Linked DNA regions of Mus musculus: regions 1 and 3 are each linked to region 2. Evidence: chromatin loops called from intact Hi-C (ENCODE). Cell type or tissue: left cerebral cortex. All regions are shown on one strand. Each heading gives the region's core, and the rest is flanking DNA. Links, peaks and the distances in the headings are about the cores only.

Region 1 (8,626 bases), core at 115-8,114, 570 kb before region 2:
ACAGAGAAACCCTGAATCTCTTACATACTGCTTAGTTTCTTTCTTTTGTTTTCTTTTGTTTTGTTTTGTTTTATGTTTTGTTTTCCTTTATTTCCTTTAATTGAAATGGATTGAGCCATTCAGTAATAACTTTCTTACTATCTTGGGAACATTGTAAGACAACTGTATTTTATTAGAAGAAAAAAATTGCCATTTCTGTATAATATTTAAAGAGAAAAATTCAGAGAACACGTGTTAAGGTCATTTCCATGTTCAGCATCATTTATTTCATGGAAACAGGTAGAAAGTCTTTGAGTAATCACTGCAAATAATATTGACTCATTGTAGTAAATAAAAAATAAGAGGATATGTCAGGATATTACAGAGTTTCATAAATCTCAAGTTGATTTTCTCTGTGAGAAAAGGACAGTCAGATTAAACATGTTTCTCTCAACTACATCAAAATTCTCCCTGTCCTCAATATTATACTTTCACCATTTTAAAGAGAAATTAACAACATGAAAATGGTTTAAATAAGCATGATAGAGAAATGAAGAATCATGTGACAGTTCCAAGAATATTTATCAATGTAAAACAGGGACCTAGACAGAGGGACTGTCCACCGAGTATGCCAGAGGTCATGTGCTTTCAATTGTAATATAAAATTTATTAAATATAAACTAATCAAAGATGGCATTGTAACTGTCATTGAAAGAGCTGCTTAGGATAGCAGAGACTTGAACCTTCAAGGGCAGAGATGCACTCATCTGATAAAGCTTTAGCTGGAAACTTCTAGAGTCTAAGTGCTCTCACATGGTGAACCCACCAGGCCATCCTGTGTCAGCACTGAAGACGGCAGCATAGCTCCAAAGCCATCCTGCTCCCACTGTCTCATACCTGGCTCTGGCTTGCATAGAAATACTGCATAAAATATTGCATTTACAGCCTTATTAAATTGCATGAACAATTCATATAGTGTTGAAGAACTATGAAAATTCTTGTGTGGTAAGAGAAGAGTGAAAAAGACTGCTGGAAGACAGAGGTGATGTAACTGACTCAGTTATGAAGAATGGCCAACAAGAATCCTGCCAGAAGACATATTTCACTTTGTCCATAATTTTCTAGTGAAATATCATATTAAACTACTGATTTCATGTTTCAGCAATGATCTACATACAATAAAATATGTGGAAAAGACATCTTATCATTCAAACCCTTCTTGAGAGCTATTCCTGAGATTAAATTTATAAGATTTGCACATTTTCCCCTTACCTTAACTTTCCCTTGCCTCATAAATATCTCTTTGGTCAATGTTCTAAGTTTTCTGATTATATAGGGACTTAGGTTAGTGTGTCCTTCACAGAATGTTGAAGAGTTAAGTACAGTTTTATTTCAGCTGCAAGACTTTCTGTGTAGTTGGCATTTTTGAGTTTTCAAAGAATAAGTTTCTTCCAAATGGCTTATATTTATCTTTAGAAACAATTTAAAAGGAAAATAAATCTGTCATAATCAGGTCATCCAGACATAGTGCTGAAAGCATTTAATATCTGATCTATTCTGTGAAATAAGACACAACACTGGCTCTGCTATTAAATATCACATAATCGCCTTAGTTAAAGAAGTCGATTTTAGTGACTTGAGCTTCATATCTTAGGAAAAAAAATACTTATATTAACATAGATTCAGCATGCATATTGTGCTGAGAATAGCCCCTAACTTAGATTTTGCTTATATTTTCCAATTTATTACTTTTGTCTATTTGAATTAGACACATCTACTTTACTGGGAAACTAACATGGAGGCATCTTTGTGTGCTCCAAGGAATATATGGGGCGTGGTAATTCATTAATTTGGCTTGCTTCATTATAGCATAATAAAATGCAGCAGAGGACAGTATGGGTATGACACAGAAATAATCAAACATCCAGTTATTTCTAACCACTTAATTACATGCTAATTATGCCTGAGTTTTGTTTTGTGTCTGTGCCTGATGCTTTTCAAAGAGTATTACACATGGAGATTGTACATGTGCTCGAAAACAAATTAGTATAAAAATAACAGAATATTTTAACTACAACTGGCTTTGTGTTCTGCAAGAATTTTTCAATACTACACATAAATTGTATTCATTAGGTAAACATGCCCAATTATGCTGATACCAACTGGGTAGCAATTAGTACTTTAGGTCATAGTGTTAATATTATCTAAATCAGATAGTAATTTTGTGCCATGAGAATATAAATTTGAGCTATTTGAAATATAAACCATTTTGCTATTAACTTATAGACCAAAAAGAAAATTGTCATTACCTAAAGCAAAATTTCATGCTACTTGTAGAACCATCCATGGGAAACCACAGTGTGGTCTTTGGAAAGTCTCCTAATAAGGGGCACACTCCCCAGCGAGGGTCAGAGTTCAGTTCCTGAACTCATCCATCACAGGCAGACTGCCAGGGGGTGACGAGCTGTCATGACTAAGAATGGGACAGGGCCCCCTCCCTGACCTCCTGAATCACTTTCACACACAGGGTTCAGCCAATACACATTCCCGTTCACAAACAACATGACCCAGTAAGTGTACATTCTCAAAGGGGCGCTTGGAGTCAAGGAAAGCAAGCAAGTACAGATGCCCGGGAATCCTCAGAGGTCAATGCACTCCACATTTTTATTTTTAAGAGCTTATTTTAAATACTAATCAGGAAAGGAAAACATTATGCCAGTTATAAATGACTATCTGAAAATGTCTTATTTCTCTTTTTGCATATGCAGTAATTATGAGAAACATAAAGGGAACTTTCTTTTGTTTTTGTTTTCTAAATGAAGTCAAAACATATCTAGGCAGATCTGAGGACATTTAAGGTTAAGAATCTAAGCATGTGCTGATGGTTGTGCTCAGTTCATGTCTAGCCCTCTTTTCTGATGACATCACGCTCATGATAAAGGTTATTGACAATGGAATTTTACCTTGAGATATCTCAACACTATTTTATTTGGCTCTTTTAAGGAATTGATGCCCAGAGAGTGCTGTTTTAAACTCTTTCACTGTCTACTGATTTAATTCATTAAATTATTACCTATTCAATTTGGATTATGGAGACTCATCCTTGGAAACTAAAACAATTAGACACAAAGTAGGATCCTGAAGCACTCAGCCTACATTCTAGACAGGGGTCATCTATTTTCTTCCTAGACATTTCAGCCTTGTGTAACTTATTGATGGTTAAGGCAAGTATATGAGTGGCTTCCTTAAATTTGAGAAATTGAATCTACTTGGGGCCACATTCCATCCTGTATATGAGAAAAAATAGACTAAGCTTTCTGTAGATATGAACTGATTTTCATGCATTCCATACCATACCGAACATTCTGTGCTGAAGTTGATTGTAGTTTTCTACAATTGTTATTTTTTAAAAAGAAAACAACTAACAGAGCTTTGCTTCTCCCAGTCTTCTGCACAGAGCAGAGCTTGGAGATGAGAAGACTAATCACGAGGGTGACCTCATGACTTCAGATTCTCTTGGGCAGTAGCCCTTTTAGAATACACTTTAATAAGGATGCATGACCTCAGGTTTTTAATTAATTCTAAAGTCATATAAAATAGTTTACATACAAAAAGGTTGTCTGCTTCTGCCTTGGCCCTTACTGAATAACTTTCTGCAGGCCCTTAGATAAAGAGAGCTACATTACCTAAACATCTAAGTAAATAGTAAAATCGGCAATGTTGTCAGTGATTCCACAGAGACCAAAAACACAACAGGTGCTCATTCTTGCTTTCAATATTTAAAACGGCAAAAGTTTCATCAATGCAAAGATATTTAATACCCTAATGTGTAAACAAAAATCAGAAAATTACATGGTGAAATTGGATTCTATCCTCTCCTAAAATGTAATCTTGCATTGGCATAGGAAACTATTGGCTTTATAGAATCGATTATGTTAACAGTTTTTAATTGGCTAGTTTAACTGCCCAGAATGTCAATTATTCTTTAAAAATATAGGCCTTAAAGTTTTAAAACACTTTGAAAATGTATCCAAGGGAGGAAATGTCTTTTAGTAGTTACAAAAATACAGAATGTGCATATTTTATGCTTAGACAAATCTGTAGCGTCAGCATATTCTATGCAAAAATCAGCATTTGAAATCTTGCTCAAATTTCCTTCTTCATGGGCCTTATCAAAACGGGCAGTAGGTACAGTAGTACATCCCAGCACACGGAGATCTCACTTCACCTGATAAGGGAGTGATAAAAACACCGGGGTTTCAGGCCTGTTTAGGCTTCAGCTGTAAGGTTTTGGCGCCCCCAAGCCTTGTTTTGGAGAACAGCAGTCATTCTGAAAAGCAGGAAACAGGTTATAAAATATATCTGTAAAACATCGGTGCACTCAATTTTTTTCCTCTTTGAAAGGGCATTATGTTTTACATGGCCACCATTTATAGTGGTTTTTTTATTCTTAATAGTTTTCATATCTGTTGTATACTAAAGTGTGGGAGCAGCGTGGTTTGGATTTTGTTGTTATTGTATTTTTGTTTTTACCTAAAGAAAATTTTAGCATAAATACATCGAACACATTTACACGTGTCCTCTAAATGTTTCTCCTCAAACCATCAAACAGACAGACATTTAGAGTACAAGCAGAAATGTAGGACATGCCTTTTGGTTATTGGCAAACTTTATGCAAATAGGCAGCCTCTCTCGGGGGAAAGTGTACACTATTGAAATTTATATCTAAATGTGACACCATCCAGATAGGATCTTCACCATCATTATTTTCTATTCGTGTCATACATTAGAGGAAGAGTTGAAAGATGAAGCGCTCTGAAGCATATTCAATAAATTTCAACTATTTTGCTTGTCCCATCTTTAAAACGCCAAGTTTGCCTTATTACGATCCAGTTTTGCATTCAGCACGTAGTAATGGGGCTGCTGGCATAGCACCTGTCAGTAAGACTTCAGCAATCCAAGCCTTAAAGGTTTTGATGGGAATGCAGACGGAATACCAATTTGTCAATGCAGTACTCATGCCTGTAATATCTACAGGGTTCACACAAGTCTGATTAATCTTACAGTTTTTTGCATACTTCTGGAAAAGAACTCTTGTAAAAACATGGAAGCAAACAAAAGATCTGATTTCTTGCCTCGTTTGGCCTTTTCTGTGACTTATTGCTATCTGTACTCCAAGCAAGCCTGGCAAGTCTATACACTTCCTTCTGAGATACTGTAAACCTAGATACTACAAATCACTTGGTCAATGTACATTAAATCTAATTTAGTTTGACCACCACGACTATTCAAAGACCAGCAAATTGATTGTGTTACTAAAAGGTGATGGAGTTGATACTGCTTTTTAATGAACTCCATGCCGGCATGCTGCTGCTAATGCACCGTACTGTAGATCACCCAGTCACCTCCCCTCTAATTGAATTTATCATTTGAAACCTCGACTTGATGCTAACAGTCCAAAAATAGCTGGGTCCTTCTAGAACGTTCCTATCTCTCAAATGCCTTATATTGAAGTTTTCTGCAACAAACACTTGCCTTTCTTGTCGTTTTGTGAGGGCCACTTGTCAGTCATGGAGGGACGATTACAAGAAAGTGTGTCTTTAGAAAAAGATAGTATTGACCTCTGCAGATTGACTGGAGACATCCAAATTTGAAAGTGGAGCTCCGGCAGCTTTAATGGGATATATGCAAATTGTCTCTACACAGGCCTGAAACTGTCATATGGCTGCGGTTATTTTAAGACACACACAGTCTTCTCTTTCTGTTCTACCCACTTTTATTTTCTCTCAATGGAGGCAGTGTGTTTGGGAGACTAGTCTATCTTGAGGGAATGACAATAGCATTTGCAGGGTTCTACCTCCAGGAATCATTATGGGTGCCAGTTGGTTTCTTAAGTCAGCCCTAGGGAGGGAGAAAGAAAGTGAAACTGATGTAAGGTGACATTAAAACCAGGAGAAAAGGAGTAAAGAAAAGACATGATTTCTGTAGGTTTACAAAATCAAGGCAGTATTGTAGAATTAGAAACATGCAGAGAATAGTAACTGATTATGCTTTAAATTTTTTTTAATGAAAGAGGAACCTAATTTAGTGGTGCATTGTAGTTCAAAAATAGCTCCGCATAATTCATAAGGTGCTCTACTTGAGGATTGCTGAAGTTCCTCGTTATGATAATGCCTTTTGATAACTTTTATTGAACATAAGCATTCCCCTGATTAAATCTCTTAACAGGCAGTGCTTTTCAGTACTAGCTGCCATCGTTTCGGGGCTAGGTTGTACACACTCTGCAGAGACAAGATGAGACATAGCACCGCTTGCCAAAAATCCATCAGAGAATAAATATAAGAAAAAAAATCTAATTTACAATAAGAAATTCCAACTGAGAAAATTACCATCTCTCAAAACTCTGAAGCACGAAATAAGCAAATTTTCATCATGTGTTAGACTTGGATAAACTAAGTAACAGAAAAAACACACGTGTTATCAAAACTAACTATTCTTTTCTTCCATGAATATGTGTCTAATTATATAAACCCTCCAAGAAAAAATAGCAACCTAAACATTGTACTAATGCCACCCCATATAACTATACTCCGATTTAATAGGGTCCCATATCTCAGTAAACGAAAGATATCTATGACCAGAGGTTTGCAAGTCCTGAGAAAGTCTTAATTCACCAATAAATTAACCAGTCATTCTGATTGTTTTCTCAAAAAAAGAAAAAAAAGGAAAGAAAAGGAAAGAGAAGAGAAGAGAAGAGAAGAGAAGAGAAGAGAAGAGAAGAGAAGAGAAGAAAGGAAAAGAAAAATAAAAGAAAAAATCTTTGCAAGAATTAGGAAGGGGCTGTTTGTTGTTGATGTGGTTGTTGGTGGTTGTGGTTGTGGTGGTGGTTGTGGTTGTGGTGGTGGTTGTGGTTGTGGTGGTGGTTGTGGTGGTGGTTGTTCTGGTCTTCTCTTCTACATCAGTATGTCTGTCCCCATTTCACAGATGCTGGAAACACAGAAGGCTCTTAGTGAGTGATGCAGGATCAGATCGATCTTGTTACTCCACGTGTAGGGAGAAAATGAGCCCGAGGCCATGACAACTCTCTCCTATAGCACAAAACCAAGCGGTCAGGGAGGATGCATCCCCCTGATGCAGAACTTTTCTAAGGTGAGTCAAGAGCCCTGAGGAAATAACCCTTCTTTATCCACTGGGTATCTCATAGGCCTGCCTTGTGCTCTAAAGCACAGCTCTTCTTTTCCTATCCTGCTTATTATATGAAAAGCCCATAGACGTGTACCCAGTAAATCAGGCTCTGTTTGTGCGTAAACCTAATATTCTAAGTACAATCGCTCAGACTCTGGTCCCTCTGAGCTCTCAGATGATGCGTTTGCAGTTCTGTAGCTCATGTTTTCTTAAATTTGTATTTCTGGTCATACATTCAATGTCACAAAGTAAATGTGAATACCAACTCTGCAAAGGTGTCTCCGTGGTTAAAAATATCACCTGCTCTGGCAGGGAACCTGAGTTCAGTTCTCAGCACCCACGTTGGCCTGAGCACCACCACCTGGAAGTTCATGTCTGAGGAATCCAGTGTTCTCCTCTGGTCTTCGTGATACCTACGTACACATCCCCACACCAGCAAACACACATATACATAGTTAACAGTAAAAATAATATCTAAGATAGACAGGTGGGTAGATAGATCTCCCTAAATAAAGAGAATAATATTCACAATGCTGTACATAGCCTTAATCGCCAGCATAGTGACATGACAATATTGTAGACACTTCATGGTTAGGAATAATAACTAATGTTAATTATTTGCATGATCAGTGTCAAGGATTTTAATAAATCTGAAAAATGTGACTGATTTTCCTGAGATTTTTGTCCTCATGATGCCAGAACCTATATTTTTACATATACAGAAATGTACGTGGTTGATAATACATAGAACAGGAATCAGGATGGTCCCCAGTCTCACTCTCCATTCATACATGGATGCCATGGAGAAACAGTTCATGTCTAGTACCTATTGTGGCTAAGTGCATGAATAGTGAGAAAAAACTATTTTGTATGGTGTCAGAGAAGTGAGGAAAGTGTAAAACTGAGGATTTCATAGAGTTAAAATTAATTCCAAGGTAAAATACCTTTCAAAACAAAAGCCATGTATACATTTTTACAGTCAAAAATATAGAAAAATATTTGTGTTTGTGGAGAACTGACTACAACATTCAGTACATTTTCCTGATAAAACAGCCTAAGAGGAATTTTCTTGATATACATATATTGATAAATAGTTTTGTTTTCTTTAAGCTTTGGTATTAAGATTTTCTACAATGTAGAACAAAGAGCAATTACAATAAAAATAAAAAGAATATCAAAGATAAAATTTGGAGTCAGAACATATAAGCACTGTAGCTTCATAATAAATTATTTTAGAGGATGAATAAATGATGTTTACCAAGTGCAACCTAAGAGAAGACAATTGTTTCCATTTACATAGACGTTGATGTTGAAAAGGAATATGCATAAAACTCATAGCCTTTGAATATCATGGATTTTATTTTGTATGGAAAATACTAAAATACATGCCAAAATTTACACCACAAAAAATCTAAAAGAGAATAATTTGCGAAGTATCTGATTAATAAGGTAGAGAGGCAGA
Region 2 (8,626 bases), core at 498-8,497:
TACAAACATTTTCTCCAAATTGCCGACAATGTGATCCACCCCATAAAAAAAAAAAAAAAAAGTATACACAAAAACAAAGCTTTGAAGCAAGGTATTTTCCCAACTTGAAATGGAATAAAATATAAACTATCTAGCAACACCCAGCACTTCTTTTTATAATTAGCCAATGAAATGTGCCAAGGAAATGCATTCCTCAGTCCCAAGTGATGTCTGCCCTGTGAAGTCTCACCTACTTCTCTGTGCTCAGTGTTCTGGCAGAAAATCTCATTTGATCATTTGCGTCTCCAAAGGCAGGAGCCAGCAAGGTGTGGAGAAAGGCCTCCATCTCAGATGTCTGACAATCCCTAGTTAAAATGATGTTTTGTCACCGACAATGGGGCACCTTAACCATGGGATGTAACCTCTCTGAGCTTTAATTATATCACTGGCAAAAACGAGATGGGGATGTATATTTCACGAGGATGTATATTTCATGTATATTTCATAGTCTTGAAGATTAGCAAGATGGTGGATGTTAGGTGCTTGGCAGATAGGTGGCATTAAGAATGAAGAGATTTTGCTTATTAGTATCTGTAGCTGTCCCTGTACCCTCCGTTCTACAGACCAGATGCCCTTGGAAAACAATGATTATTTTTTTTTTGTCACTGCGTAGCACAATGATTTGAAAATACTTGTTTATTGGATAATTTATAAATCTAGCCATTTGTGATTCATGCAGGCTTTCTTTGGCATCCATTATCTTCTCACTAGTGAGTTCTTCTGATCTTGCCGCCTGTCACTTCTCATTGAATTGTGACCAAAAGCTGGCATCTAGTAAGTGGACTGCTATTTGAATTGGTATTAGAAGATTAGGAATTTAAATAGAGTAAATGAGATATGGATTGAAGATCCTTTGCTATAGAAATACTATTTTATATTCAACTTGGAAAAAATGACATTAAATCAAAACATTTCAGCAAGGACCTCAGAATGACCCTTAAACATAAAATATATTCATTTCTTTCTTTGGATTTTTCTCTGCTCGTGAAAGTGTGTGAGTGTTCCTGAACAAAAAAAAAAAAAAAAAAAGCCTGCTAAGAAATAGTACTATTTCTTTCTTTCTGTGCATAATGTGTATGTCCTTTCAGAGAGCATGAATAGAGAGATAGTAAAAAAGTAATTGTAATATCAGACTAAATTTAAACTGGAGGTACACGTTCTCCATTTTACAGTCAATAAAACTTAAAGGGGACAAAACTCAGGTTGGGTCCTTCTAGGCTGAGATCAATAAAGAGCCTCCATCCTTATTAGGCAATGTCAGCTGCAGTCAACCACTGTCAACAGGCAATTTGTTCTATCAATGAAGCAAATCATCACTACAAACATGGGACGGGGCTGCAGTTTTCAATCCTGCCTTGAATGTAAAGTGAAAATAAAAAATAGATGACAGATACATATATATATATATATATATATATATATATATATATATATATATGTGTGTGTATATATATATATATATATAGAGAGAGAGAGAGAGAGAGAGATGATAGATTGATAGATGATATAGATGATAGCTAAGTAATAGATGAAGAAATAGACAGTAGATAGATAGATGATAGGTAAAGATGGATGATAGGTGATAAATATATAATAGAATAGACAGATGATTGATAGATGATAGAAGGTAGATGATAGATGATAAATAATAAATGATATATGACATGTCATAGATAGATAGGGATAGATGATGGGTGATAAATATATAGGTAATACAATAGATAAATGATTGATAGATGATAGATAAATGACAGATAGATATATAGAAGATAGATGTTAAATGCTAATGATAGATGACACATAGATGATAAATATATAGATGATAGAGGATAAATATATAAATGATAGATATGTAGACTAGATAATAGATAAATAATAAATGATAGGTTATAGATAATAAATATATAGATTATAGAATTGATGGGTAGGCAGACAGATGATAGGTAGATATGGTAGGTAGGTAGATAGATAGATAGATAGATAGATAGATAGATAGATGATAGGTAGAGATAGATGATATATAGATAATAGGATAGATAAATGATTGATAGATGACAGATAAATGACAGATAGATGATAGATGATAAATGATAGATGATACATAGATGATAAATATATAGATGATAGAGGGCAACTATATAAATGATAGATATGTATAATACATGATAGATAAATGATATATTGTAGATATTAAATATATAAATTATAGGATGGATAGATGATAGACAGATGATAGATAGATAGATACATAGATAGTTAGATAGATAGATAGATAGATAGATAGATAGATAGACAGATAGATAGATAGTTAGATATGATAGATGGGCAGACACATTTTCTTTTTCTTTAGAAACAACAAACCTTCAGGAAATAAAGGAGAGCAGATCTTTGGGTTAACACAAAGGACATTTAAAAAAATATTTTCCTAAAACCAAAGAGAACTATTTTTTTATAGAATATACTGCCTCAACCATACCCTCTAAAATCTACTCTTATAATCTAAAGCTGAATAGACACAGATATTGAGAATCTTGGTAGATACAACCAGCAGTGTCCATAACGGTTGAGACAACCCACCTAGAGGAAGGAGAGGAAAGGGAGGGGAGGGGAGGGGAGAGGAGGGGAGGGGAGGGGAGGGGAAGGGAAGGGAGAATCTTCTAGGTTTGTGGGTCAGGTGATCTCCCAGCTGTCAAAACTCTTCCGATGATATTCTGGCTAAGGACCAAAGCAGAGCTATCCTTGAGAACCTGCTCCTTGCTGTAGTACAGCTCTCATTCACGGTTTGCTTCTGTGCCTGGGGCATTCTGGGAAGAGCCTGATTTCACCCTGCCAAAGTCTAGCAGCTTCAGGTCCACGTGAATCGTGAATCGCAAACACCGGAGAGCAATCAGAAATGCCCAACAGCCCTGCCGCATGAAACCAAGAAGTTACAGAGGAAAGGTCGGGACGAGGAAAAGGCTTTACTCTTTCCCATGTGTTTGCATTTGCTTCAAAAAGATTTCTCTTCTTGGAAGCTAAAAACCCAGAGCAACCTTTGCTACCAAGGGAACAGCTGCGGTAGCTCTTTGAGGATGGCCCCGTTCCAGAACTCAGGTCTGACAATCCAAGAAACCTCTCTAGCTTTTGGCTCTGAACTGATCATCACACGAAACTGAACGTTCGACAGGAATAAATAACACTCTGGGGCCTGTTGTTTCAGGTGCAAGCCATCCCTACTAAGTTTAAAGATGTTAAAAATCACCTACCTTGGTTGTACTTTCACCATAACCAAAAGTAATACAAATACAGATTTTAACAATCTTTTCAGGGACTTCTGTTTCCACGCACTGGGAGCTGGGGATTCACACATATAATTCCCATTAACACTAATAGGAGTTGGAGTGTGTACGCCAATTCCCTTGTGTTGAAATAAGTCCATAACCATATGGATACTAATAAATACATTTTTAATTCCAGTTTTATGCAGATTTTATGTAATATTTTATACAACACTTAGCAAACTCTTTGGAGACAAAGATTGCTTCTATTAATTCTCACAAACAGAGACACAAATTCCTACAAAACCCTGGTTTTTGTATAATATCCACTTCTTTTATTAGGAAAAGATTCGCCTAAATTCTCGAAGCAGTTTTAATCCACCTACCTCGTGTAAAGATTTTTTAAAGTGTTCGGGCATTTTGTTTGTTCATTTGTTTGCAAACATACCTTCTGTGCATGTCATAGCCTCTTGACCTTGATGAGATTTTTTTTTTTCCTTCCAGGTGGGTGTAATTTTTAAATTGATAAGCATGACACAACCTTTAGACGATGCTTTAGTGCCACCTGCTGGAAGATCCTTTAAAAGCAATGAATTTACTTTCCTTTCCAAAACTCAGAACTAAATTACCTGGAGACCTTAATAATAGACACAGTAATGAACTAATTATAAATAATATTTTAAAATATAATTTCAAAGATAGTTAGAGGAAAAAGAAACTAGTCAAGGAAAAGAAACTTTTCCCGTTTGGAGTTTGGTTAAAGAAGGAATAAAAGGAGAAATTGGTGAGAAGAGACAAGAGGATTAAACAGGATTAAACACTGATGCAATTCATGTGTGTGTGCTTGTGTGTGTGTGAGTATATGTGTGTGTGTGTGTGTGTGTGTGAGTGTGTGTGTGTGTGTGTGTGTGTGTGTGTGTGCATTTGTGATACTTAGAATTTAGGCTCTTTTGGAGTATTTTGTGGGAAATCATTTTTTTTTATTTTCAATCCTCAGATAAGTTTTAAAAGTTTATTGTATGCACATGGAAATAAAATCAAGATTTACTTCAAAATTCAAGAAAATTTTAGTAGCCAATGTCACATTGATTCGGGATTTGCTAAAAGGGGCTCCAGTGTAAGTACCAAGAGACGTGCAATTTAAATAGATTTAAATAATAATAGGGTTGACTTTTGGAAATGAAATTCCATCTTAGAAACATATTCAAAACAGCACATATGGTGTTTGAAAAAGAAAATTAAATTTTAAAATTTTAATTACCTTGAGCTCAGTACAGAATAAAATGCTAAGGCAAAATCCTCTCAAGAAACAAGTGTTGATTTATCTGAATTTAACAAGGCAGCTTCTGACAGAGTGCCTGAGTCTCTAAAGACCCCAGGCCTGAAAGGTTGGCTCCTTGGTGAGAGTTTTGAACCCTCCAATCGCAGCTCGGCCAGGCCCCACACCCACCACCTTCTTGGAGTCAAAAGAAGGGAGATGCATACAGCATTCCCCATTCTTGCCTAGAGAAGCAGCCAGAGGTGGAGTTCCACAAGAGATTATTCATTGACTTTGAAAGTGAGGATTTGGGACAGGCCCCATTAGGCCCCTTTAAACGCAGTGGCTTCCACTCTGTATCATCACACTGGGCTCCCTTAACTGGAGAGAAAACTTTAAAAGGCTTTAGTCCTTTCCAGATTTAGTAAACTGTTTCATAAATAATAGGCCTTTTATTTTAATGTCACTGGAACCAGAGGAGGAAATTTACAAAGAAGAAGAAAAGAAAGGCACTCTCTTTCTTTTGTCAGCCAAACTTGACAAGAGAACAAACTAGAACTTTGAGTGTTCAACGTTTTCTAACTGAATTAAATATTTGATTTAAATACATATCTTATTATCCTACAAAAGCACTTTTCACTTATGCATCCCAACACACCTAGAAAGAAATACATGAGAAGCCTTTAATTCTGTCAGCTTAAAGGTAAGGTAGTTACTTCACTATGACCAGTCTCCAAGATGCCAGGGAAATATTATAGTCATAAGATATTTAGAACAATTGCAGAATGGGGGGTTATATATTACATTAAGTCACACTGAGATCATCTATCCCTCCCTCCCTCCCTCCATGGTTAGAGAAACTGTTGGAAAAAGAATAAAAACCTGTTTCTATAAATACCACCAAAGAAGACAGTTAAAATGAATACATAGATTTTTTTGCCCCTTAAACCAGGATTTCAATCATTTTTATGTCTATTCCACAAGAAAAGCCCTAATATGATGCAGCTCTTTCCACATTCTCAGGTGCTCTAAATGTTATCTCCTTGATGCACATGCCCAGCTTCTATTAAACACTAATGGTGAGACTGCACAGACATTCCGAGGACACAGTAGCCCTGAGCAGCTTTTACTCCTTAGATAGGAATAGGGGATGTGCTTTCAGGATGCGCTTTAGCACTGCAGTAAAATGGACTGTGTTTCCATTAATGTTCCTTGGGAGAACACATTGGCTGGTACTCAAATTATATGGATGGAGTACAAAAGAAATGGGCTTCCAACCATCACCAACTGAATTTGTCTTAAGGAGAGGTAAGTGTTGACTAACTAGCCCCCAGTAGGTGTTGCTGTATGTGTCTCCATAACTCTGCACCAAACACTCTGCTATGTGTGAGAGAGGGTGATCATTAACATTCGCCTTGCCTTGTATACCAGTGACCACAAGGGAGAGGTCACTGATGCACAAAGCCTAAATGATAGTCTCTAAGCTCCCTCGACACTCTGCGTCCGTGTATTCAACCTGTAACAAATCTCCCTACTTCTCCATAGACGTTCCTGAAAATGACAGAAACTGGAAATCCAAAGCAGGTTAACTTGAAGCAAAGTCACCATGCTGTGTCTGCCTAATTCTCCATTCCCTGTCTGGTTGCTTTTGTCCTCATCCATTTCTGGGAGATTTTAAAAGCACATCTCCACTATCACAGCTGAGAGCACCCTTGGGAAAGCCCTGCCGAATCTCATTCTCCAGTGCAGGATCGATCATCACTGTTCTTGGGGTCTCTGGAAACCACATTCCAGCAAAGGATAAAAAACAGCATTTTCTTTCTACCCAGGTCATAGGATAGCATTTCCTGAGCACAGATTTACTCGGGTCCTAGAACAAATGTATCTTGCATTCTGTAGACAGGCTCCTCACCCCCATTCCAAAAAGTGAGGAACTGACAACAGTTCAAAAATCCCAAATAGGGATATGACTTGTCAACTGCTCTTACCTACACCACTGTCTCTCTTTCTCTCTTATGTCTCCTGCTCCAACCTCCTTCCTATTTCAGAAGAAATCTAGAAAAGTCCTATTCAGCTCAACAGGTGCCGATGGAATAGACGTGCATAATTCTGACTGAATCTGAGCAATCGTGGTAAGTACTGCTAGAATGAATTCTCGGGACAGGCAGGGCCTTGGGTGGGATCTCTAACACCACACAGCCAGAGCATATTTTGACTAGGACTTTAATTTTCCTTCTAAAGAAGAAGAAATTCTCCAGGCAGTGGGCTAATGTTCGATCCCAAGACCACATTTGTAAAATCCCTCTCACGGCCTTCATCTCCATCTATAGCTGCTCTGTGGACCACCCTTAGTTTTCTTTGTTCCCTAGAGGAAATGACTAGGAATCATTTATTTGATCTGACTTTACCTTGTAATTCTTTTTTTCCCTATTCTTGAAGGCAAGCATGCAGTTTAACTTGTATTTACTGATAAATCTGGATCATTTGCATATCAAGAATAATTTAATCACCAGGTATGGATTCACCAGGTATGTAGTATAAAGCAAGAAGAGACAATTACTTCAAATCAACTCTTAGTAAGCTAATGCTTACCAGATATGTAGGAAATAATGAATCCCAAGCGAATGACAAAGAGCAGGGGACCATAGAAGAACATCATGACACGAGAACCAGGAAGGCACAGTCAAAAGGACAGCATCCTGCTCTATTCTCATCTAAATCACTGCTGAACTGTTGGAAGGATTTAGTAAGACAAGGGACATTTATAGTTTTCCAGTGCATTGTTTCACAGAAAGATGAGGTCAGGTTCTGACAGGAGCTAATTAATGAGTAAATTGAGACAATAAAATAGAGAATTTTAGGAAATTATGTTGATAAGTTAGGAAAGAGTTAAGGGGAGGGACAGGAGTCTAGAAATGGGTAAGGGCTGACACAGTACAGACAGCTGATCTGAATTTAGGGCACATTGAGGTTATCATAATGGAGAAAACAAAAAGAAAGAAAATTTATGATAATGACAGGAATGCCTTTTCAGTGATGGACATGGAACTGATTTCGCTAAAAGAGATGTCCGCGCTAACTATTGATGAAAAGCTGAATGGACAAAGAGAGAGAAGTGGTATAAATGGCATCCAACAGTTGCCAAAACAGTGGCTGAATAGATAGGGCAGAGCTTGAAGCGTGGGGTACATACTTTGCAGGAAAAGGAATTATAGATGGTGATGTGGTATTGCAAACCAGTCTTGTAAAGTGTAGGAGGGCATCAGAGAAAGGCAGAGGCCAGGATGAGAAGTCAGGTTCCCCCAGAGCCCACTCCTCCCATGAATTCTGAAGACAGGTAGAATGACGCCGCCAACACGTTAGTCTGAGCTAAGCGTGTTAGTATTTGTTAACAGAACATGAATAGTAAGGAGCTTGGGCAATAATGGCGGTCAGTGAGGGTACTGACTCTCGTCTACAGTTATGTCAGGGAAAAAAGCTTGTCTACAGTTATGTAAGGAGAAAAGTAAGAAGTGGATACAAACAGTGTGCCCGAGAAGGAGCCTGAAATTAATTCAAACAAGATGGAAGGAGCTCTGAGTCCCAAAGTGGAAGCCAAAGTAGAGATTTCCCAGGACATAGAAACAGCTTCACGGTAAATGGTTTATCAGTGCAGAAATGTGACCTAGGCACACAGGCCAGGCACACAGTGGTGCAGATCAGTGTGGAGAACGTGGGGCCTGAGACCCTAAATGGCTGGGTAGCAGACAACCCAATCTTCAGCTGATGAAACAAAACTGAGGTATGCATATTAAAATAACAGCCTTGCAGAAATGTGTGTTCACTTTATCTTTTGCTTAGTGGACAAGCATTCTAGAGGCTTAGGACACTACATCACATTTAGCTTGGCTGCAGACACTCAGACACTGTCACACGCACACTTCTTAGGAGCGTGTTGGAAGATGATCCACAAATAGTGGGCTCATTTACTAAGTTTTCTGAATGGTGGTCAACTGAAAGAGAGAATGATGAAAGAAATGATAACTTTAAAGACTGTTGACAGATGGAATTTACCTAGTCATAGAGAGGAAAG
Region 3 (8,626 bases), core at 325-8,324, 1.2 Mb before region 2:
TTCAACCTGCTAAGCAAAACCAGAATCAAATGCCCCTTCTAAAGCAACTCTCTCCACAGCTTTTGGTCACCATCTATTCAATTTATCTTTTTTAAAAAGAATATATATATATATATATGTATATATATATATATGTGTGTGTGTGTGTGTGTGTGTATGTATGTATATATACATATATATATATATATATTCAATACATATATATTACTTACTGATATATGTATGTATATGTATATGTGTGTATATATTCCTGGGCAGCCCCTCTCATAATCCTTCCCCCATAACCCTTTCCGCTTTTCCTCTGAGTGAGTGGGGGCGCCCTGGGTATCACCTCCATCCCGGCACTTCAAATCTCTATGGCTAGGTGCTTCCTCTCTAACTGAGGCCAGACAAGACAGACCAGTTAAGAGATTATATCCCATATTCAGGCAAAAGATTTTGGCATAGACCCTGCTCCAGCTGTTCAGGACATACATGAAGACCAAGCCACACATCCGCTACATACATGCTAGAAAGCCCAGTCCATTGCCCGTAGGTTCTTTGGTTGGTGGTTCAGACACTGAGAGCCCCAAGGATCCAGGTGTGTTGATTCTGTTATTCTTTTAAATCCCCTCATGGGCCGCAATCCTTCCTCTCCTATTCTTCCTAAGAGTCCTCACAGTCCATCCACTGTTTGAATATGGGTGCCTGTATCTGTGTAAGTCAGATGCTGCAGGAGCCTATCAGAGGACATCATGCTCCTGTCTGCAAGCATAAAAGAGTATCATTAGTAGTGTCGGAGCTTAGTTCTTAGCCATGGATGGGTCTCAAGTTGGGCAAATTGTTGGTTCGCCATTCCCTCAGTCTCTGTTCCATCCCCAGCATCTGCATTTCTTGAAAACAGGATACATTTTGTGTTGAAAGTTTTATGGGTGGGTTAGTGTCTCTATTGCTCCACTGGGGTTCTTGTATGCCTACAGGAGGTGGCTTCTTCAGGATCCATATCCCCAATGTTGTGAGTCACAGATGAGGTCACCCCCATTGATTCTTGGGCTCCTCTCTTATTCCAAGTCTCTGTCTCATCCTGGAGATGTCTCCCACTGCCTCACCCCAGTCAAGTGAAGATTTCCATTCATTTTCACGGCTATCTAGCCATCTCTTCTATTTTTCCCCACACCTGATCCTTAACCCACCTCATTCTTCTTCCCCTCCCCTCTTCTTCCTAGATCCCTCACTCGATCTGCCTCATAACTATTTCATTCCCCTTTCTAAGTAAGATTCAAGCATGTTCACTTTTAACTTCCTTTTTGGGTAGCTTCTGTGAGTCTGTGGAGAGTAGAATGGTACGTGTATTTTATGGCTAATATCTGCTTATAAGTGAGTACATACCATGAATGTCCTTTTAGGAGTAGGTTATCTCACTCGGGATGATATTCCCAAGTTCTATCCATTTTTTCTGCAGAATTTATGATGTCTCATTCCCAAGTTCTACCAATTTTCCTGCAGAATTCATGATGTCTTTGCTTTTATTAACTGAATACTATCCCATTGTGCAGAAGTACCACATTTTATTTATCCATTGGAGAGCATCTGGGTTATTTCCAGTTTCTAGTTATTATGAATAAAGTTGCTATGAATATATCTCAACAAGTATCTGTTGCTTCTGTCTCCGACCAGCAGAAAAGAGCGACGACACAGCGTTCTTCTGAAAGCAGTTTATTTGGGAACCTTTCAACATGCAAGCAGGAATCTCCTCTCCCGCCCCCAATCGCAATCCCTTATATAACCCCTCTACCACACCCCATCAGCCCAGTCCACGTAACAGCAGTCCATTGGCCAGAATCATCACTTGTCATATGGTCCAATCTTGCATCATGGTGCACCTGCACAGTTCTCACGATGGACGTGGCTTGTTTTCAGGTGTATGAGGAAGACAGGTGCAAGTCATAAGACTTGGCTGCAGACCCAGTTGCCATCTTGGGACTGCTGCCACACCCGCACCTCACAAGTGTCTTTGTGGAATGTTGGAGGCAACTTTCGGGTATGATCCCAGCATAGGTATAACTGAGTTTTGTGGTAGAAATAGTTCCAGTTTTCTGAGAAAAATACCAAGTTGATTTCCAAAGTGGTTGTACAATTTTGCACCACCACCAGCAATGAAGATGGTTGCCCTTGATCCATATCCTTGCCAACATGTGCTATCTCCTGGGTTTTTGATCTTAGCCACTCTGATGGGTGTACCATGGAATCTCATAGTTATTTTGATTTGCATTTCCCTGATGACTAAGGACTTTAACATTTCTTTAAGTCTTTCCTGGCCATTTGAGAGTGTTGTGTTGAGAATTCTCTGTTGAGGTTTGTACCTCACTTTTTAATTGAGTAGATCCTTTTGTACAAATGATAAACGGGCAGAGAAAGAAAGTATAAGAAAAAACACCTATTACAATGGCCACAAGTAATATAAAATGTCTTTGATGTAACTCTAACCAAGCAAATATAAGATCTGGCTGACAATAACTCCAAGTCCCAGAAGGAAGAAATTGAAGGATATCAGAAGATGCTCATACTCATTGATAGGATTAACATAGTGAAAATGGCCATCTTACCAAAAACAATCTACAGATTAAATGCAATCCCCATCAAATTTCTAACACAAATTTTATAGACCTCAAATGAGCAATTATTGTGACAAATATTAAAAAACGAACCAGCACGTTCCAGCACTGGTACTTCCATCTCTCTGCCCAGGCAGCCTGACAGGCCATGCACTGGAGGGCAATGGCTGACCTGTTTTTACCTCATGGAAACTCTGACTCAAATACAAATGGATCAAGGACCTCAATATAAAACCGGATACACTACATCTCATTGAAGAGGGAATGGAAAATATCCTTAATGAATTGGTACAGGAGACAATTTCCTGAACAAAAAAAAAACCAATGGATCAGGCTCTAAAGTCAACTGAAACTGCAAAGCTTTTGTAAGGCAAAAAAAAAAAAAAAAAAAAAAAAAAAAACCACTGTCAATAGGACAAATCAGCAGCAAACAGAATGGCAAAGGATTTTAAATAACCCTATAACTGACAGAGGGCTTAAATCAAAAATTTATGAAGAATTCAAGAAGTTAGAAACCAACAACCCAAATAATACGATTTAAAGATGGAATACAGAGCTATTTGTTTTATCTTAAACACATTTGCCTGTTGCTCCCCCTTGGCTATAACTTCAAACACCATTTGTTTCTAGACATTGATATTTAATCACCTATACTTTATCCATCCTAATTTCTATCTGTGATATTTCTCAATTTTAGTCATAATTTCTCAACTGAAATTGTAATTTTGATAATGTCAATGTTGCTTAACATTTTCTAAAATTTGAGGGGAAACCCAATACTGTAGCCTCATCCAAAGCTAATATTATTTTTGTTGTTGTTGTTTTGTTTTGTTTGTTTTTTGCTTTAAATCATAGCCTGTACTATAGCTTTCACTTTCATGTGAATCTGTACAGGTTCTTTCAGAAGTCAACTCTCATGCCTTCAATACTTGAACATAGCTTCTTCCTTGTCTTCCAATAATTGTTTCTCTTATCATGCTCAAAAAGGACCTTCATTTATGCCTGCAATCTTTCTTTGTTGTTCTTAAAACAACCAAAGACCCTACTTTCTACACTTTCATATTACCCCAGAGAAAACTGTTATAGTCTCTTGATTTTGGATAGATAATTATCACATATTTCTCTATGCATAGTAGGAATCTATGGTCTTGCAGAAAGTTTTGTATATTTTTGTACCCTTAATAAATAGCATCTTATGATAGTATATTTTTCAAAAGTTTTGAATGTATTATAAATTATAGCACATAAATAATATGTTCATTGGATTATCTGACTTATCACTATAATTCCTAAATCCTTTTATAGGCATGTTCAAGTTTATAACAACAGAGTACAAATATAGTTTAACTTCCTCAAAATGTGTTTTCTGCTTTATTTCATTGTTTCTAGCTTTATCTTTCTATTGAAAGTGTTCTTTCAATAAAATTATGATTATGTACTTCTATGAGTTATATGTTATATATTTACTTTGGTTTTAGAGCAGTGTAATGTATCACACTGTGTTCTTGAGACTGATTTAAGAAATAGGCAAACTTTCCTAGAGTTTTTAAGAAAATATTTGTACTAGAACTCAATAAAAGTTAACTGATTTTTTAAAAGAGTTAAAATATTTTGGGGGGGTCGCACAATTGAATGTTAATGAAATTGCCATTAAGTTATTATGTAACTTTTGGGAGTGGCAAACCAAAGACTGATCTAACATGAGGCCCAAGCCACTAGAGGGAGCCCATACCCAACAGTGCTGGGATAGCCAGGAACTGGAAGCTGGATAGCTCAAAGACCTAGGGCAGAAACAAACACCAGTGACAAATTAAGAACAACAACAAAAATGCAATGAAATGAGTCCTAATGATATACTGCTACACCCTTAAGATCTTTGCCCAGTCCAATCATTGTCAGAGAAGCTTCCTCCAGCAGCTGATAGGAGCAGATGCAGAAAACCACAGACAATTAGGCAGAGCTCTAGAACTCAGTAGAGGCCACTGGTGTATGTGTGTGTGTGTGTGTGTGTGTGTGTGTGTGTGTGTGTATGTATGTCAGAGAGCTCTGTGTTCAGGACATCAGGAAAACATGACATGCTAAGCAGGACTCATAGGGGTTCATGGAAACTGAAGCAGCAATCACAGACTTTATGCTTCTGTGGTGTATATATGTGGTTTATCTTGGGTGTTCAAGATTTCTAACAGTGTGAATTGGGAGCATCTCTGACTCTTTTGTCTGTTCTTAGGATCCCTTTCCCCTATTGGGTTGCTTTCTATAACCCTGATATGAGGGTCTATGCCTTGTTTTATTGCATCTTGTTATGCCATGTTCTGTTAATATCCCTGGGTAGCCTTTTCTGAAAGGAAACAGAAGGGGAGGTGAGAGAAGGGAGATGGGTGAGAGGAACTGCGAGGAGAGAAAGAAGGGGAGGCTATACTCAGAATGTATTATATTGGAGAAGAAGAAAGAAACAGAAAAAAAAATACTAAAACCCCAAAACAAGGCAAAAAATAAAATAAAATTATCATTAATAAAATTCACTGACAAAGTTTGGAGCTGAGACAAAAGGATGGACCATCTAGAGACTGCCATATCCAGGGATCCATCCCATAATTAGCCTCCAAACGATGACACCATTGCATACACTAGCAAGCATTGGCTGAAAGGACCCAGATGTAGCTGTCTCTTGTGAGACTAGGCCAGGGCGTAGCAAACACATAACTGGATGCTCACAGTCAGCTATTGGATGGAGCACAGGGCCCCCAATGGAGGAGCTAGAGAAAGTAACCAAGGAGCTAAAGAGATCTGCAACCCTGTAGGTGCAACAACATTATGAACTAACCAGTACCCCGGAGCTCTTGACTCTAGCTGCATATGTATCAAAAGATGACCTAGTCTGCCATCAGTTGAAAGAGAGGCCCATTGGACATGCAAACCTTACATGCCCCAGTACAGGGGAACACCAGGGCCAAAAAGTGGGAATGGGTGGGTAGGGGAGTGGGGGGAGGGTATGGGGGACTTTTGGGATAGCATTGGAAATGTAATTGAGGAAAATACGTATTAAAAAATATATATAAAATAAAATAAAATAAAATAAAATAAAATTCACTGCATGTTAAATGCCCCCTGGCTCATAAAATCATAAATATAATAAATAGAGATTGGATTGAGAAATCCTATTATAAATCAAAAAGAATATCTGTACACCATTTTCAGAGTAAATATTGTAATTTTCATATAAAAAGACCTACACTCATAGTATAAAAACTGGTTTTATGCTTTTGAAAATTTTTACTACTGAAATACTGACTAATAATGTACAAATATTTTCTACTGGTCACTTGTAGAGTAACATTGATATATATTTTAATGTTCATAGGCTTTGAAATGCCCCTATATATTTTTCTTGCTAAGACTATCATATAATCACAGTATCTCACTGCACCATTTCCCCATTCTGTCTATCTAGATTAACATTTATTCATCTTATTCACTTTTGTATTCATGACCGTTTTCTCTTAAAGCATGTGTGTGTGTTTCTAAATACATAAATACAAACTTCTCAGACTATACAATGTTTCTTGTATGCATTTATCTTCACATCAGACCATTTGGTATTGGATAACCAGTTGGTGTGCTCTTCTATGGGAAAGAGTATTTCCCCACATTTCTGCATTCTTTAGTTGTCTATAATTACGTGTATAGGTTTGAGGCCTCTTGATTTTTCTCCCTTCCATGTTGGCACATCTTCCAGTGTCTTTATTGTTCAGGTTATATTTAGACACTCATGTTGCTTGGATGTTATGCATGTAGGCTTCTGACATTGCTAGGAAATATAATTCACAGAAAAGTCTCTGTTCCTTGGTATCTTAAAATGTTTTCAAACTATCCCCCTCCACAATAATCCTTACAAACAGAAGCCATGTTGTGGATATAACATTTGGAACTGCACTGCACAATTCTCCCTGTGCAGAACTTGGGTTTTCTGATATGTGCTCTATTTTTTTTTATCAAATCTTAAACTGTGAAACTTGAAGGATGGAAATTCTTAGAAGAAAATAGGTTTTACCCTAAAAAACATAGTGTTAGGAAAAGACTTTCTATTTTTACTGATTCAGGGTTAACAATTGAGAAGTAGTTATTCATATAACTAAAATTCTGTTAAAGATAAGAGACAAATAGTCAAGAATGGAAGATTTTTTGCACACTATACATCAGTGAAAGAATTGATATCAAGAATATGTAAAGAACTAAAATTACAGAAAAAAATGATGACTTAGTCAAAAATAAGCCTGGGATCTGAGCAGAGTGTTCTAAAAAGAAGAATAAATAATTGCTAAAACATATAATATAGCCATTCCTTATCTTTAGCAACTAAGGGATTGCAAATTAAAACAACTTTGAGATTTTTTTTCCTGAGCTCAGTCAGACAGATGTTAACAAAGAACAAACAGCAGATTAGATATGGGTAAAAGTGACTCCTCGTTTTCTGCGAGTGGAAATGCAGACTCATGGAGATCCCCTGGAATTCAGTCTAGGAAACCCTCAAAAAAGTAGAGCTAGGTCTATCATATTACCCAACTATACCACTGCTTGGAGTATGCCCAAAATACTTGACATCCTAGTATTTGCTCAGGCATATCCCCCCCAAATAATAATAATAATTAATAATAATAATAATAATAATACCAAGAAAGGAGGGTAATGGATATCATAGCTTCGTAGGACTGTTGTTTGTTTCTTTCTTTTAAAAGCTTTCAGGGCAACTTCTGCTACCATGAAAGCTAAATCTCAGGTAAGAGGTTTTAATCTCAAATTTAACTTAGAACACTATTGTCTCCAGTGTCTGCAATACATGATATCTTTAGCAGCTGAGATTTGCCCTACAAGCTTTCAAAGGAAAGAAGCAAGCAATGCAGCTATGATGTCTATTAATTACCACAATTAACAACAATTAAATAAAATAATTAAAAGAGCCAGGTGTGGTGGTGCATGCCTTTAATCCCAGCACTTGGGAGGCAGAGATAGGCAAATTTCTGAGTTAGTCCAGGCTGGTCTACAAAGTGAGTTCCAAGACAGCCAGGGCTACACAGAGAAACCCTGTCTCGAAAAACCAATAATAATAATGTAATAATAACCATTAAAAGAAAAATTGATGAAAGAGAGATATAATTGAGTTCCCATTTGACTCAGGAATTAGGGGACCAGACATGTTAAATTGGGACCTTGTGATGTTAAGAACCTTTGGAAGATTTTTATCCAAAGAACACCTCATGGAGGAAAGAGCATAAAGCTTATGGAGCCCATAGAGTCTGCACACTGGAGAGGACACATTTCATTTTATGACAACTATAATTACCCATTCATAAAAAATTGTACACCTAGGATTTAAACATTTTATTAATGAAGAATGATGTTTGAAGTAGAAAAGCATTGATCAGAGGAGACTAGATGGGTAATTATTTTTATATGTGTATGAGGAAGGAGGATTGATTTACACAAACTCTAAAAATAAATAAAAGCAAGCAAGCAAGCAAGCAAGCAAGAGAAAAAAGGAAGAAAGGAAGAAAGGAAGAAAGAAAGAAAGAAAGAAAGAAAGAAAGAAAGAAAGAAAGAAAGAAAGAAAGAGAAAAGGAATGGAAGAAAAAAGAAAGAAAGGAAGAAAGGAAGAAAGAAAGAAAGAACGAAAGAAAGAAAGAAAGAAAGAAAGAAAGAAAGAAAGAGAAAGGAAGAAAGGAAGAAAGAAAGAAAGAAAGAAAGAAAGAAAGAAAGAAAGAAAGAAAGAAAGATAAAGGAAGAAAGGAAGGAAGGAAGGAAGGAAGGAAGAGAAGGAAGAAAGAGAAGGAAGAAAGAGAAAGAAAGAGAAAAAAGGAAGAAAGGAAGAGAGAGAGGAAGGAAGGAAGGAAGGAAGGAAGGAAGGAAGAGAGAGAGGAAGGAAGGAAGGAAGGAAGGAAGGAAGAAAGATGAACATTTGGGCATAGTGGCAAGGTCATAGTAATGTGCTGAGTTGAAGGCCCTAAAAAGAGACATCTGAAGATGATCTATGTCCT

What was found. Peaks named below come from ENCODE experiments on the same cell type or tissue, not always from the same donor. Only the 100,000 strongest peaks of a DNase experiment are listed, where the experiment ranks them.
Region 1: a loop joins it to region 2, with 4 times the contacts of the local background. A loop is called at or near these places in 4 of 42 quality-filtered maps.
Region 3: a loop joins it to region 2, with 9 times the contacts of the local background. A loop is called at or near these places in 12 of 42 quality-filtered maps.

The regions. Positions count from the first base shown.
Region 1 is chr3:150,997,971-151,006,596 of GRCm38, forward strand. No RefSeq gene overlaps it. Among named protein-coding and RNA genes, the nearest start is that of Mir3963, 22 kb to the right of the region's middle. In left cerebral cortex, for the core only: a CTCF peak has its summit at 4,271; DNase peaks (open chromatin) are centred at 4,259, 5,070, 5,717 and 6,215; H3K27ac peaks cover 418 bases.
Region 2 is chr3:151,563,006-151,571,631 of GRCm38, forward strand. No RefSeq gene overlaps it. Among named protein-coding and RNA genes, the nearest start is that of Gm24458, 41 kb to the right of the region's middle. In left cerebral cortex, for the core only: a CTCF peak has its summit at 3,856 (motif pointing left); DNase peaks (open chromatin) are centred at 2,885, 3,098 and 3,835.
Region 3 is chr3:150,380,871-150,389,496 of GRCm38, forward strand. No RefSeq gene overlaps it. Among named protein-coding and RNA genes, the nearest start is that of Gm40178, 17 kb to the right of the region's middle. In left cerebral cortex, for the core only: a CTCF peak has its summit at 4,331 (motif pointing right); a DNase peak (open chromatin) is centred at 4,319.